Linked DNA regions of Mus musculus: region 1 is linked to region 2. A link is a loop called in an ENCODE intact Hi-C map of the cell type or tissue named here. Cell type or tissue: left cerebral cortex. All regions are shown on one strand. Links, peaks and the distances in the headings refer to the core of each region. The heading gives the core; the rest is flanking DNA.

Region 1 (2,913 bases), core at 101-2,600, 480 kb before region 2:
GTGCCTCACATGTTGGTGGACAGGAAGTCTGGGATCTGCTTGCTTTCTTCACTCGACTTGCTAGCCAGCTTTGTGGAAGATACGCAAACAGGTCAGCAAGATGGGATTGGCACATGCAGCATCAGGGAGCACCCTAGACCCCACAGCCTCGACCTATGCCTAAAGACAAGGGATTGGGAGTTGCGATGACCTTGGGGAAGTTTGCTAGCTGTGTGAATTCTGCACATAGCTTAACTAACTCTGTGAGTCTAGCAAAAACCATCCTGTAACAGGGAAGGATCAAACAGTATAATGATGGGGAAGTGCTTAGCGTGGTGCCTGACTCACCCATGCAGCCTCTCAGGCAACCTGTGATTTTTTATAGTATCTCTGCTCTGATTCATAGCACCTGGAGGATCGGAAGTGCGTCCGTACCTTCTTGATCCCAGATGAGGACCGACAGGGTAACAACAGGAGGTGGGACTTCAAGAGTCAGTAATTCAAAACCAACTTTTAATTTGAAGGATTTTTTTTTTGTAATGTAGGTAGAATAGGAAAGTGCTTTGCCATCCTTCCCCTCCCCCGCCCCCCCAAAAAATGTTCTGTTGGCTTCTGAAGATAGCTGGCTGCTGGGGCTCAGAGAGGACCTCCAAAGGAGACCTTAAGTCAGGGCTAGTCACCTACTGGCTCTCAGGTCCCAGAAGCCCCCGCTCACCAGAACTGTGGTCAGTCTTGCTCACAGGAGTTAAACGCTCCAAGGAGCACTGCATGGTGGGCGTGGCTAGACAGTTGCCCTCGCCTTAGGATCTCTGGCCACACCCCTCAGGGAGTAGCCAAGGGCACATACCCACAGGCAAAAAATATAAACAAGTGTGTAGACCCTCCGGATTTTTCCTTCAGTTGCCCTCCCCCCACCCCGACCCCAGCATTCCCTGTCTCTCCAGCCACTGGCATGCTCACCATGGTCTTGAAGAATTGATTGACTTTCTTCTTTTTCAGGGTCTTCTTGTCACCATCTGAGACTTGGAAGAAGGTCTGACTCAGGCGGGGAGATGTGTTGGCCTCATCCAACCCAGGCACGCCTGCCACGGAGAGTGTGAGGGCTGGAAGGGACCCGGATGTGAGTGAGTGGGTACAGGAAAGAGGTAGGTCTCGGAGGACAGGATGGGTATCTTAAGTCTCGGGCTGTTCTTTGGGTGGTCCTGTCTCCTGGCCCTTTGCAAAGCCTTGTCCAAATGTATTGGGATGGAAAGGGGGATGAGAAAGGGAGGGCCTGGGGCCACTGGGGCTGAGGTCTTCAGTGTGCTAAGTCTGACCTTAGCCTCCCACTGACTTCTTGGTCTGTATGGGAGCCTGACATTCAGTGTACTGCTTTGAATGTCTGCAGTGAGGATGGTGGCATTTTCCACATCGTGGGTGGGTGCCATGGGGTAGGGCGTGGGGATAATGAGTTAGGGCAGGGTCTGGCAGGAGCTCGGCCCTGCCAGGCTACTCTGGTGGGAGCAGATGTCTTTACTGTCATGCACTATTCAGCCTCAAGGGGGCAGCACCAGAACTGCCTTGTTCTATTCTGCCCAGAGCCTGGAATCTGCTGCCTGCAAATGCAGGGATTCATGGTAGGGAGTGGTCCCAGAGGAACAGCAGACTTCCCCTTCTGCTCCAAGTAGAACTTGATCACATGGCCTCCCTAATGGAGGACGTTGAGAAGGTGCAGAAGCCATGGGCTTCTGGTTCCAGACACCCAGCCTGCCTTGCCCTAGACAAGGAGTTCTCATCTTTCCTCTCCCTGAGAGCCTGGCAGCCCACACTACCGGGTAGTGGGCAATACATACCTGGGATGGTGGGCATGGACTGGCTGGCAAAACTCATCTGAGAGAGGATAGACACCCTGGCAGGGATGGCTGCATGCTCTGAGAGGTTGGTGTCACTCATGAACTCTTGCTTTCTAGAAAGCTAGATGATATAACACACAAAGACACACACACACACACACAAATAAATATAAATAAAGCAGACCATAAGGGCTTAGCATAAGGCAAATATCACTCCTCAAAGGTCAGGGGAAAGTACTTAAAGTGTCACCTATGGGCCTGGCAGCATAGTCAGTCTATTTGTTCGGCTTTTTACCAATTCCATGTCAGTTTGCCTAATATGTCTGTATAGGTTGCATATTATAGAACACTAGGAGTGTTCGAGAGGGTTCGTTCTGTTAGACTTTCAGGTGAATGGTGTTCTGTAGAGTCCTGGAGCATAGAATATGTGCCTATCTTTCAGAGGCCCACTAGGAAGTTTATGGTTTCTTTTCTCCTTCACCAGAAGGCATCAGCTGGCCCTGCCCTTTCATGCAGCCTCGCCCTGCTGTGCTCACTCCCTTGCCAGTCTGCAGCAGGCTTTCAGTATAACTTTGCATTGAGCTCAGGGCTGTGTGATGCCAAATCTCTTCATTAGTAATTATTAATGTTGAATTTCTTTTTGAGCAAAAGGCATACTCTGCAGATAAGGCTGCTCTGAAACTCATTGCGTATCATAGGCTGCCCTCCAACTCATCACCACCCTCTAGCCTCAGCCCCCTCTCCAAACATCAATTATATAATTTTATTATATATAACAATATATGGTTGTGTTTTATTCAAAATATACATCATATTTACAAATAATTATATATTATATTATATATACATATATATGCATATACATACGCATGCATATGTGTATATATATATACATATACATACATATATATGTGTATATATATTTTATATATATATATAGGCCAAGGTAGCCAAGGTGGCTGCTTTCCCCTGTACCAGTTGTTCAAGCACTAGAGTCTGATGGCTTGGGTTCAAATCCTACCTGTGGAGTATGAGCGTACCCAGGACCTCATATTGGGAAGCTTCCTTCCTTTAAGACCCACTGTAGTGTGGGAGCAAGGCT
Region 2 (2,913 bases), core at 284-2,783:
GAAAAGTATTAGCATCCAACAAAAGAGGTTTTGCTAGGGTTTTGCTCATCAGCAATTAATTAACCACAGTGGTTTTAAGAATGAAAAGACAGTTGTAAAACCTTTTTTACATTTAAAACCGATAGAGTCTTCCCAGGGTTTTGTTGAAGCTGCCAGCAGCCTCAATTTGAAACTGGCAATATGTTGGAGAATCTTCTTAAGGTTACAGGCACTGTGGTGAGGAGGCTGAGTCAATCCCCATCTCTGCCACTGTGAACTGCAGGACCTAAGACCTGTTTTACTCCGCCGGAACTTCTATTCTCCCTTTGTGAACTTCCAGTGATAACAAACAGGGTGCCACTACCCAGCCTGACATGGGGACTATTATCTTCAGGGTGCTAGTCACTTTTAGACAGAAGGTGATAGATACATTGTGGCAGGCCTGAGCTCCGGGCTGTAGGGCTAGGGCTGGTGGCTCCCCCTTCTGCACCCCTCCCCCTGCTATCTGACTCCCTATAGGTGTCCTAGGAGGAATGTTTGCCCACGCTGTAACTTCTGCTGAGAGCCGATCTCATGATCTCATTTTCAGCTAAATATTCAGAGAGGAAGAATTCAGAAGCAAACCCTCCCACACACTGGACACAAGTGCTGACAACCTTAAAGGAAACATAAGCAAATAGATATAAACACACATGACAACGATTGCACAGGACATATGCTCTGTAAATAGAACCATGTGCTTTGCCTTTTTGAATGCATGCTGCTAACCCTCTGGAGACCAATTTGCGAATAAGACTTTCCACCTAGATTTCTGGGTGAGCGCTGCGGAGTTGGATTTAGTGCTGAGGATGTCTGCTTTGAAGACATTCTGAACCTCCACACCAGCCCAGGGCTCTGTATTGATCTTTACCATGGATTTTGCCTGAATTAAACTAGCTTGGGCTTCAATGAAAACAACATTTTTAACTACAAAAAAAGATAACCTATAAACAAGAGTGGGCACACATACACACACACTTATACACATACACACAGACACAGATTAGGAAAGTATACATTGAAGAATGCTTAGGTAAAAAGACTAATTAACATAGGTTCTAATTAGACCCTAGAACAAGGTATTAAGCAAGCTACACAGTATAGATCATGTGTTTCAATGTCTTCCCCAAAACTCTGATCCTTCAGAGAGCAGATAATTATGATCAGTCCCTCAGCCCCGGGTCCTGTCACTCAGCACTCTGGAGTCCCTTACAGGTAGCACTTTGCCATCCTCTGTGCACACACACATGATCACTTCCACGTTCCGCTGTGTGGTCTTGGTGTACTTGTCAAAGTCACCTTGTAAGAGAGTGATGTAGATGTCGTTCCTGACATCCCCTAAGGATGGAGAGAAGACCAGAGTTAGAGTCAGGCACTAACCACAGAGGTGGAGGGGACAGGGAGAAGCAGGAAGGACCATTAATAAAATGAAAATCCGAGCAGTTTAGAAAGGGCATTTTTTTTAACCTGACAGGAGGGATGGAGATGTAAGTAGCAAGGGAGGGTCGGAATGCTGGAAAAATCAGCAGCAGAAAGCCAGGTGGGGTGCTCAAAACTGGCCATGTTTTCTCTGTTCAAACCATTGCATTTCCATCCTCTAGTGACACCTTCTGGGAAGGTAAAGGAAAGCACCAAGCGAAATGAGCTTGGCCCTCAACCACGGATAGGCCTTTTTGTTGCACAAAAGTAGGGTTGAGGGATTTCCCATGAATCCTAGAGTCTAAGGGTGAAGGGCCAGGAGCACAGGTTGAGTGAGCTCCCGAAGGGAGTGAACAGCAGACATTGAGATCTCAAGTAAAGCAGATATCATTAAATCACAGTACAGGCCCCACCCTGGACCACCACCACTTAGCTACAGGAGAGAAAAGGATGAGTCAGAGGGCGTGTCATTACACAATCTGCCTCATGAAAAGCCTCAAGCATGTCTTGAATGCACTAATAGGCATGGTTAGTTAATAGGAGAGGCACAGAGAGACTTGCGGGGACTTCTGAATACCTTGTATGGCGTTTGGACATGTTACTGTAAGCATGGGTCCTTCAGACTATAAAATATGCTCTAAAAGCTGGAGAGTAGCACCACTCCGCCCCCCCCCCCCCGAGTAAAATGGGATCTTGGTATGAATAGTAAAACAGAGATGCCACCCGTGAGCTTCTGACTGACAAAGCAAGTTGCAGAGCTCCAAAAATGCTTATTAAAGTAGCGGTGCCTATAAAGAAGGACTGGGAGAAAGGGGATCTATGTTACTGTATGGGAAAACATGGTTTGCAGTGGTTTTGTTCAGGTAGAGGAATAAAGTAAAGGGAGTTGACTCTTAGGAAATTATGAACTACACAGCTGGACTCCTCAGCCCTGCTCATGGCCCTGCCCTTGAGGAAGGTCACTGCAGCTGTGTCCCACCTGGCATGATGATCTCTGGGAAGCCCAGCTTTCGGGCTACCACAGTGGTCCTGTCCACCAAGTGTGGGTAGTCTTTACGGATCTGAATGATGTCCCCCACCAGCATCTTCATGGTCACCCAAAGGCCTGGAAGGGAACACATGAACATTCAGCTTCTGTCTCTCTGTCTCTCTGTCTCTGTCTCTCTTCCTCCTCCTCCTCCTCTTCCTCCTCCTCTTCCTCCTCTTTCTCCTCCCCCTCCCCAATTTCCTCTCCTCCATCTCTCCTATAGGAGACTACTGAAATAACAGATACATTCACAGATGCAACAGGCCAACCCCAGGGGCTCTGGGCAACGTTCACTTATAGCTGGGTCAGCCTCTGACAGTTATTACAATCTCTGCACCCGAGTCTCCTAAAGCAGAGAGGATACCAGCTCATGTATCCCAGGACTTGGGTAAGGATGAAACCACTTGTAACTTAAAGGGCAGCACACAGGAGAGAGCAACTCCTCACTG

Evidence for each region. Hi-C counts contacts between places; a loop is a spot of excess contacts. Peaks named below come from ENCODE experiments on the same cell type or tissue, not always from the same donor. Only the 100,000 strongest peaks of a DNase experiment are listed, where the experiment ranks them.
Region 1: it touches region 2 in a loop (5-fold over the local background); 4 of 42 quality-filtered maps call a loop at or near these places.

What each region holds. Positions count from the first base shown.
Region 1 is chr11:34,227,663-34,230,575 of GRCm38, forward strand. Dock2 (dedicator of cyto-kinesis 2) reads right to left here. Exons shown (of 52, transcript NM_033374.3): 50 at 1,812-1,932; 51 at 940-1,082; 52 at 1-68. The coding sequence ends at 6. Among named protein-coding and RNA genes, the nearest start is that of Foxi1, 21 kb to the left of the region's middle. In left cerebral cortex, for the core only: a CTCF peak has its summit at 1,519 (motif pointing right); a DNase peak (open chromatin) is centred at 1,524.
Region 2 is chr11:34,703,354-34,706,266 of GRCm38, forward strand. It overlaps Dock2 (dedicator of cyto-kinesis 2), which reads right to left. Exons shown (of 52, transcript NM_033374.3): 13 at 2,417-2,542; 14 at 1,232-1,356. The region is part of intron 2 of Gm51858 (a long non-coding RNA gene); the gene reads left to right. Among named protein-coding and RNA genes, the nearest start is that of Gm51858, 9.8 kb to the left of the region's middle. In left cerebral cortex, for the core only: a CTCF peak has its summit at 1,615 (motif pointing left); DNase peaks (open chromatin) are centred at 613 and 1,625.